Linked DNA regions of Homo sapiens: region 1 is linked to region 2. Evidence: read pairs that join two places in POLR2A ChIA-PET (ENCODE). Cell type or tissue: IMR-90. All regions are shown on one strand.

Evidence for each region. Peaks named below come from ENCODE experiments on the same cell type or tissue, not always from the same donor. Only the 100,000 strongest peaks of a DNase experiment are listed, where the experiment ranks them.
Region 1: POLR2A ChIA-PET joins it to region 2 with 8 read pairs; 1 of 35 experiments calls an interaction of 5 or more read pairs at or near these places.

The regions. Positions count from the first base shown.
Region 1 is chr3:64,298,235-64,303,234 of GRCh38, reverse strand. No RefSeq gene overlaps it. Among named protein-coding and RNA genes, the nearest start is that of PRICKLE2, 75 kb to the right of the region's middle. In IMR-90, no CTCF peak of the experiment used is centred here; a DNase peak (open chromatin) is centred at 2,264.
Region 2 is chr3:64,498,837-64,503,836 of GRCh38, reverse strand. No RefSeq gene overlaps it. Among named protein-coding and RNA genes, the nearest start is that of PRICKLE2-DT, 56 kb to the right of the region's middle. In IMR-90, no CTCF peak of the experiment used is centred here; DNase peaks (open chromatin) are centred at 1,406 and 2,336; H3K4me3 peaks cover 218 bases; H3K27ac peaks cover 2,813 bases.

The sequences.
Region 1 (5,000 bases), 200 kb after region 2:
TGGGATTACAGGCATGAGCCAACATGCCTGGCCGAGAATGTATATTGTTGATCAATCATCTAATCTGCCACAAAGGCCAAAAAAGAGGCACATCTTATCTTTCCTATCATCTTCCTTGTCCCTAGGATCAGAGCAGGAAGCAGGAATTTCAGGGGTATTCATGAAGGAAGACCAGATTCTACTCCAAGCTTTTGGGCCACTCATAATGGTGGGATGGAGGAAAGAACGTTGATCAAAGTACAAAATAGAAGTTTTACAAAGATCAGGGCTTAGCTTTGAAAAACCAGAATGAGCTACTTCCAATAGTTGGAAGTTACTGAAAAATTATAGACTTGAATTAAGATGTTTGTTGAGACAGCTGTCCACCCAACAGGACAGGGGAGTTTGACACAGCACAGTTGAATGCTGAGATTGGTGAAAATGATGTCATTCCATATTTATACCTCCATGTACCCAAGACCCCTTGGTAACCTGTTACATAGGTTTGCTTTGATGTCATTGAGGGAAATGTTTTTGTAGATCTTTGTCTGGTGGGTAGTTGTAAGTACATTTCACGTGAGTTGTGCCTGAGGAAATTCACTGAGTTGGCAAAACAAAAAGGATCAAAACTGGATGTCTCTATGAAGTCTTTCCCTTACTCTACTGTAAGAGGTAGCTTCTCCTCTTTGTGATTCTAGTTGCCAATCTGTTCATGATAGATAACGCTGCCTTTTCATAGAGTAATATTCCTCAAAGTATGTTTCACAGGCCTCCAGTTTTGAATCATGTTAAAAAAGGCTCTCTGGCAGAGAGGATTCTATGGTGAAATGAATTTGGGAAAGAAATATAATAGTTATCTTCACTGCAGGTCTTCTCAGAGCCTTTAATATGCTAATGCTCATTGTAGATATCTAACAAGGGAAATAGTTTGTACTGATTTTTAAAATATAATTTTTACTAGAAACATTTTTTTTTCTTCAAGGAATACCAAATCTGCAAATGATGATGCAGCACATGCTGCCCTAGGGAATATATGGGATAAATTGTATTAAATTACTTTGGGTTTTGGGCAAAAGTGCTAAATAAGTTCATGGGTATTTTTTCATTTTTACTGAAGACTTCTCTTTAATAAGATCTGTTTAAAACAGATCACCTCCACTAAAATCTACATCAACTGTGAGCCTGGCAATAAAATCAGTTTCCAACCGGAAAATCTGCCAGTGGTAGGATCTGGGAGAAAATGTTGAAAGAAATAAAATCAATGAAACAGTTAACACATATCATGGTTGATTTTTCTCATTTCCAGGCTAAAGAATCATAGTTTTTTCCTACTGTGTAGCTAAGTTTTGTTTCAGACTAACCATCTCTGTTGAGAAATTTGATGGAATTGTTTGATTCTTGGCTCCATTAACACAGTTTTCCTCTCTTCTCAGCTGCAACTCCATTGCCAATCCCTCAGTGACATTTCTGGGCATATTCATTTTCTCTCACTCCATTTTTCTTTGCCCACAGCCCCAATCAATCAACAGCCCTGGAAAAGTCCTGCCATCTGTTTTATGCTATTGATCCTGTGTTGCCATGTTTTCTAAGGGAAGACTCTCAGCCATGTGGACGACATTCCTACACATATGTGGTTTCCTATTTTAGCTGGTCCTCTCTTCTACTTGTCAGCTTTGCCATGCCGAGTCTTCAAATGGGTCCTTCTTTCCCACTCCATTCCTTCCCTCAGCATAAAAAATTAGAGGTACTCATGGGTGATATCCTCAGCTTCATTCTCTTTCAATTCTAGACATACCTGCTTCATCGTTTCCCCCCCTTGCTTCTTTCTCATAAGGGCAGAGAAAGCCTGAAAACAACCCCCCATAATAAAAAAAATAGCTAATTGATTTAATATCCACAACTCCTTAAAGTAGGTACTATCATTATGTCTACTTTACAGATGAGGAAACTGAGGCACAAAGTAGTTAAATAATTTGCAAAGGTCACACAGTTAACCACACAGTGGTTAAATAATTTACAAAGGTCACACAGCCGGGATTTAATCCAGTAGTCTGGCTGCAGGATCCAGGCAATGTTTGTTTTTTTTTTTTCCCTCATTTCTACCAGCTTTTTTTTTTTTTTTTCAAACAGCTTTGTTGAGCTTTGATTCACATGGCATAAAATTCTCCCTTTTAAAATGTACAATTTAGTGGATTCTAGTATATTCACAGAGTTGTGCAACCAACACCAGTATCCAATTCCAAAATATTTTCATCACCTCAGAAGAAACTTTGTGTCTAATAACAGTCATTCCCCCATTGTCCCATGCTAACCACTAACCCACTTCCTGACTCTGGATTTGCCTATTCTGGGCATTTCATATAAATGGAATGATACAACATGTGTCTCTTTGTGGCTGCCTTCTTTTCCTTAACATAATGTTTTAGAGGATCATCCATGTTGTAGCAGGTATCAGTATTTCATTTCTTTTTATTGCTGAAAAATATTCTCTTGTATGGATATACAACATTTTGTTTATCCATTTATCAGCTGATGGACATTAGGATTGCTTTTACCTTTTGGCTGTTGTAAAGATGCTGCTGTTAATATCATGTCCAAGTTTTTGTGTATATGTATATTTTCATTTCTCTTGGGTATATGCTTAGGAATGAAATTGCTGGGTCACATGGTAACTACAGATTTAACATTTTGAGGACCTGTCAAATGGTTTCCAAAGCAGTTGTACCATTTTACAATTCCACCAAGAATGTCTGAGGGTTCACATTTTTCCATATCCTTAACAACACTTGTCTTTTCATTATTGCATGCCAGTATGTATAAAGTGGTATCTCATGGTTTTTATTTATGCTTCCTTAATGACTAATGATGTTTTACATCTTTTCATATGTTTATTGGCCAATTGTATATCTCGTTTGCAGAAATACTCATTAAAATCTTTGCCTTTTTTTGTTTTTTTGAGATGGAGTCCCGCTCTGTCTGTCGCCCAGGCTAGAGTGCAGTGGCGCAATCTTGGTTCACTGCAACCTCTGCCTCCTGGGTTCAAGAGATTCTCCTGCCTCAGCCTCCTGAGTAGGTGGGACTACAGGCACATGCCACCACCCCTGGCTAATTTTTTATATATTTAGTAGACACAGGGTTTCACCATGTTAGCCAGGATGGTCTCGATCTCCTGACCTCATGATCTGCCCACGTTGGCCTCCCAAAGTGTGGGATTAAAGGTGTGAGCCACCACGCCTGGCCGTCTGTTGCCATTTTTAATTGGATTATTTTTCTTTTTGTTGTTTAGTTGTAAGAGTTCTTTTTATATTCTAGATACAAGTCTCTTATCGAATATATGATTTACCAATATTTTTCTCCTCTTCTTTGGTTGTTTTTTTTACTTTCTTGAAACACAAAAGTTTTTTAACTTTGATGAAGTCCAATTTGTCTATTTTTTCTTTTGTTTATGATTTTGATTTTATATCTAAGAAACTGTTGTCTAATGTGAGGTCATGAAGACTCACTCCTATGTTTTCTTCTAAGAGTTTTATAGTTTCAGCTCTTACATTTAGGTCTCTAATTCATTTTGAGTTAATTTTTTATGTAGTATAAGGAAAGAACTCAATTTCATTCTTTTGCATGTGAATTTCAGTACATCTTATAGGGCATATCTGCTAGCAATAAATTATCTCAATATTGGTTTATCTGGGGATGTCCTAATTTCTTCTTTGTTTGTAAGGATAGTTTTGCTGGATTCTTGGTTGACAGTCTATTCCTTCAGCACTTTGAAAATGCCATCCCACTACTTTCTGGCCTTCATGATATAAGATAAGAAATAAACTCTTCATATTATAGAGGATCCCTTGCACATGATGAGTCACTTTTTTCTTGCTGCTTTCACATTTCCGTCCTTGTCTTTGCCTTTTGACAGTTTATGGTGTGCCTAGAAGTAGATATTTTTTAATCTATTCCATTTGGGTTTTGTTGAGCTACTTGGATGTGTAGATTAATTAATATTCCTCATTAAATTTGGGAAGTTCTTGGCCATTACTTCTTCATGTATTCTTTCTGCTCCTTTCTTTCTCACCTCTCCTTCTGGGATTCCCCTTATGTATGTGCTGATATACTGAATAGTGTCCTGCATGTCTCTGAGGCTTTGTTCATTTTTCTATATTTTTTTCTTCTTCTTGTTCCTCAGACTAGATCATCTCAATTGGTCTGTCTCCGGCTTGCCAGCTCAAATTTGTTCTTCAACCCTCTGGTATCATTTTTCTTTCTGTTATTATGCTTTCAGCTTAAGAGTTTTAATTTATTTGGGGTTTTTTGCTTGTTTGTTTTGTTTTTTACACTTTTTATCTTTTCATTTATATTCTGCATCTATTTCATTGTTCATGAAAACAATGAGTTCATGAGAACTTTCCTTTAGTTCTTTAGATGTCGTTTTCTTTAGTTCTTTGAACATATTTATAGTAGTTGATTTACAGTCTTTGTCCTGTACATGTGGCCAACAATCATATGAAAAAAAAAACACAAACATCACTTATCATTAGAGAAATGCAAATCAAAACCACGGTGAGATACCCTCTAACACCAGTCAGAATGGCTAATACTGAAAGGTCAAAAAATAATGTATGCTGGCAAGGTTCTTGTGAAAAAGAAACACTTACACACTGTTGGTGGGAGTGTAAATTAGTTCAACCATTTGGAAGACAATGTAGCAATTCCTCAAAAACCTAAAGACAGACATATCATTGGACCCAGGAATCCCATTACTGGGTATATATTCAAAGGAATATAAATCATTCTATCATAAAGACACATGCATATGTATGTTCATTGCAGCACTATTCATAATAGCAAAGGCATGGAACCAACCTAAATGCCCATCAGTGATAGACTAGATAAAGAAAATGTGGTACATATATACTATGGAATACTGAGCAGCCATTAAAAAGGAATGAGATCATGTACTTTGCAGGGATGTGGATGGAGCTGGAGGCCATTATCCTCAGCAAACTAGCGTAGGAACAGAAAACCAAATA
Region 2 (5,000 bases):
GACTGTAGAGGGATCTGCTTCCAAGCTCACCCCATGGTCGTTGGCAGAATTCGGGGCTGTTGGCCAGGAAGCTGCCCTCAGTCCCTTGGATCTCTACATAGGGCAGTTCATGACATGGCAACTTGCTTCCTCAGAGTGAGCAAGTGGAAAGAGCCTGAAAGAAAATGACAGCAAGATGGAAGTGACACCCTTTTATAACCTAATCTCAGAGGTGACTGTATTAGTCTCTTCTCACACTGCTGATAAAGACATACCTGAGACTGGGTAATTTATAAATGAAAGAGGTTTAATTGACTCACAGTTCCATATGGATGGGGAGGCCTCATAATCATGGCAGAAGGCGAATGAGGAGCAAAGTCAAGTCTTACATGGTGGCAGGCAAGAGGTCTTGTGCAGGGGAACTCCCATTTATAAACCATCAAATCTTGTGAGGCTTATTCACTACCACAAGAACAATATGGAAGAAACCATCCGCCATGATTCAATTATCTCCACCTGCCTTCTTCCTTGACATGTAGGGATTATTACAATTAAAGGTGAGATTTGGGTAGTGACACAGCCAAACCATAACAGTGACATGCCACCCCTTTTGCTAAATTCTATTCATTAGAAGCAAATCATTAAGAAATTCAAACATCATGAGTTTTCACTCCTAACTTCTTCAATATTCATCTTTAAAAAATAAGAACATTCTTCTCCCTAACCACAATGCCATTATGACATCTGACATAATTAAAATAATTCCTAAGGCCTTGTTTCCATCCTAAAATGTTTCCAGTTGTCCCAAAATGTCTCTTACAGATGGTGTATTGGAACCGTGAGCCAATTAAGATCCACATGTTGCATACATTTGATCGTTATTTCTCTTAACTCTCTTCTAAAGCACCTCCTTTGTTTTCATGCTACGAATTTGGTGAAAAGGAGGCCAGTGATCCCATCTTCTGGATTTATTGGTGTACTTTCTCGTGATGTACTTTAACTTGATCCGCTAACTCCTGTGTTTCTTATAAACTAGATGCTAGATCTAAAGCCTTAATTACATTCAGCAAGACTATTTCATAAGTGACACCGTGTCCTCCAAATTCTAGGAGGCACAAAATGGCTGGTTGTGCCACTACTGATGATATTTAAATTGATCAGAATTATCTTTTTAACTGTTCATATCACTCTCCTGCTTAAAACCCTGTAAACTCCATCACAAATAGAATAAAACCCTAGTTGCTTACCATAGTCTTGCCCTTGTCTACTTCTTTCCCCCTTGGTCACTACACATCAACCACACTGTTGCTATCCCTCAAATGGACACTCTCCCCCTAGAACTTTTTGTGGCTGGCTACTTCTCAGCCCTTTCCAAAAGCCCTTCTTCCCAAGCCCCTTGCTGACTCATAGCCCTGTTTTATTTTCTTTGGCATTTATCGCAACTTGAAGCAATTTCAGCTTTTTTTTTTTTTTTTTTTGGCTTGTGTATGTCTTTAAGTGTTTATGAGTCTGTCTTCCCACACTGAAATATAAACTCCTCAAGGGCAAGCTGCTCACTACTGTACCCTAAAAATTTGAAACAAGCCCTGGCACTTAGTAGATTCTCAATAAATATTTGTTGAGCAAATAAATTGAGCATTTTTTCAATGTGGTTTATATTAAGATACAGTTTCTAAGACACCTAAATTGATGAGAATAAAAACAAAGTACTGGCCACTATCTGTATTTTGGGGAGGGGATTGTTTGTTTGTACTTCTGTCTTCACTGCTCTTTTTGGAGGGATATATAATGCTTTCATGCCAGAGAATGTTGCTATTCAAAGTGTGGTCCACAGACCAGCAGCATCAACATCACCTGGGAGCTTGTTAGAAATGCAAAATGTTAGACCCCCAGCACAGACCTATGAATCAGAAGCTGTACTTAACAAGATCGCCAGCTGATTTTAATACATTTTAAAACTTAAGAAGTACTGATCTGAAATCCTGGTCTATTCCACTTCTCCTTCCCACCCTACTCTCCGACTGCACCCAACCTCCCCATTGTTAAGCCTTACTGGCCCATCCCAGGAAGCAGCTTCTGGTGCCTCTGGAACTATTTACCTAAAGGCTTATCTTCTCAGGCTTCTTCCCTCCGGATTTTGTTCTGTTTATAAATACTGAGGCTGAAATGTAAACCATACTGAAGCTCTTCTCTAAATGGCCTGCGTGTCCTGGTAAGCCTTCACATCTGCAGGTATCTATTGACATATCTTAAGCAAACAATTTTAAATGATTCCACTGGTGCCCTGAGTTTAGCTTTTCCCTTTATCTTGCCTGGTAAGCAGATTGAGGTTAATGTTTATTTTTAAAGCATGCAATACTCACAATATTTCTTAAACATGGGTTGAAGTCACATACCACCAGCCTCGGAACTGGGGTTTGAGCTCATTCCGTCTGATTCTAAAGCCTGGGCCGTTAATCTCTATGGAGCCATAAGCACAAAAGTATGCTTTACGAAAGCACCATTCGTTTGTCCATTAGTTCATTCACTCATTCAAAAGGCATGTGAGAGAGTTGGGTGATAAAGAAATGTAGAACTCTTCAGCCCACCAGGAGAGGAAACGAAACAAGCACAAAAGTAACCTTACAATGTTGAGTCATGTTACATGTACCCAGTGTAACATACTCTGGGTACAGTGCAGGACTTCATGGAGGAGGTAGCAGGCATAGGTGCCTTTGAGGAGCAGAAGGCCCAGGAAATCAATGTCCTAAGACTGTCCCCAAACCCTTGGATCTAACTTGATTCAGGATCTTGGGTGTCTTCTAGGCAATCACTGGGCTTTAGTCTCTTTAGGATGCACCCAGCAATCCTGTAGGACTCAGGGCAAAGGGTATTTGCCTTCATGCAACAAAATTTTCCTAAGCACCTGCTACATGCCAGGCACAACCCTAAGAACTGGGAGTCCAGCGATAAATTAGGCAAAATACTCATTCTTGTGGGGCTTATTTTCTAATGAGGCATAAAAGAGATAAATAAGTAACGTTTGAAATCCTCGATGGTTTTGGTGCACAGAAAAGACCATTTCAAAGTGTATCTTGGTTTTAGAAATTAATGATTAATTATTTATTTATTTATTTATTTGAGACAGATTCTCACTCTGTCGCCCAGGCTGGAGTGCAGTGGTGCCATCTCGGCTCACTGCAAGCTCCACCTCCAGGGTTCACGCCATCCTCCTGCCTCAGCCTCCCGAGTAGCTGGGACTACAGGCGCACACCGTCACGCCAGGCTAATTTTTTATATTTTTAGTAGAGACGGGGTTTCACCGTGTTTGCCAGGATGGTCTCAATCTCCTGACCTTGTGATCCGCCCGCCTTGGCCTCCCAAAGTGCTGGGATTACAGGCGTGAGCCACCGCACCTGGCCATGATTAATTTACGAAAGGCACATGTTTTTAAAAAGCAAGGCTTTAAGTTCAGCTTATATGTCTACTTGTAAGTCTCAAAAACTGTGAGCCGTCATTTTTAAAGATCATTTGAATGTTTGAGTCCATTTGTGAACTCAATTAATTCCAACACTATCAAACATTTTAAGGTACATTTATAAATTCTTTGTATTCAGTTTCACTTTTTAGTAAGCTCATTTGTGTTATTGATAAATCTTCCTAGGTACCTAAGTAATTTATATAAATCTATTAAATTAAGAGAATAAATGTAATTTTTAAAGTGTCTTAAATATTCTAACAATATGTATAAACTTAATAAGGTCTCAAATTAAAATTCTAAGCCAAGATCAATTATTACTCAATTACATATTTGAAATGAGTACTAGGCTGATCTGTTCATTCTAATAGACCAAATTCTTGTAAATATAATAAGCACATAAAATATACATTTTAACATGAAATATTTATACACATATTAATATTATGACTTGATTATCTTAAATATTTAAAAAATCATAAATTTCCCCAGGGTCGAAATATGCTTAATCCTAAAGGAAGCAGTGATATTGGCACTTTCAAGTTTGGGGTTTGCTGAGTTTAAGGTATGGCTAGATCTTGGGGTGTCTAATGGGCCAGCTGAATTCCTTCTTAAGGGAAGCCTTAAGAAGAAGTGGTGGCTTCACCTACATTCTTTATATTCATGTAACTCATGACTTCTCACCCATACACTGTTGGTTTTTGCATTTCTTTCACTCTGTAGATAAAGGTGTGTGATAATTAATATTGAGTGTCAACTTGATTGGATTCAAGGATACAAAGTACTGTTCCCGGGTATGTCTGTGAGGGTGTTGCCAAAGGAGATTAACATTGGAGTCAGTGGACTAGGAGAGGCAGACCCTCCCTCAGTCTGAGTGGGCACCATCTAATCAGCTGCCAGTGTGGCTAGGATAAAAGCAGGCAGAGAGACATGGAAAAACTGTACTGTCTAAGTCTCCTGGCCTCCATTTTTCTCCTGTGCTGGATGCTTCCTGCTCTCGAACATCCGACTCTAAGTTCTTCAGCTTTTGTTCTCTTAGACTTTCATGAGTGGTTTGCCAGGGGCTCTCAGGCCTTCAGCCACAGACTGAAGGCTGCACTGTCACCTTCCCTACTTTTGAGGTTTTGGGACTCAGACTGGCTTCCTTGCTCCTTAGCTTGCAGACGGCCTATTGTGGGAGTTCACCTTGTGATCGTGTGAGTCAGTAGTCCTTAATAAACTCCCTTTCATATGTACATCTATCCTATTAGTCCTGTCCCTCTAGAGAACACTGACTAATACAGAACACATGAACTTGACCAGAATTTGGCTTTTTCTCCCCCTTCAGAATCTAAAGGCCACACAACTCTTAGAGATTTCAGATTAAATTGTGTATATCTCTCAGGAAGGTGTGGAATTTTTAAGCCTAATGTCCAAGGTCATTCTATGGACAAGCCATGCAATATGAAAAGAAGAAAACTAAAGCAGAGGGATCAGAGAGTGACAGGAAAGGCACTGTTATATAGGGTACTCAAAGGTGGCCATGGGGTTAGATCCTGAATGATGAAAGTGATGGGCCTATGCT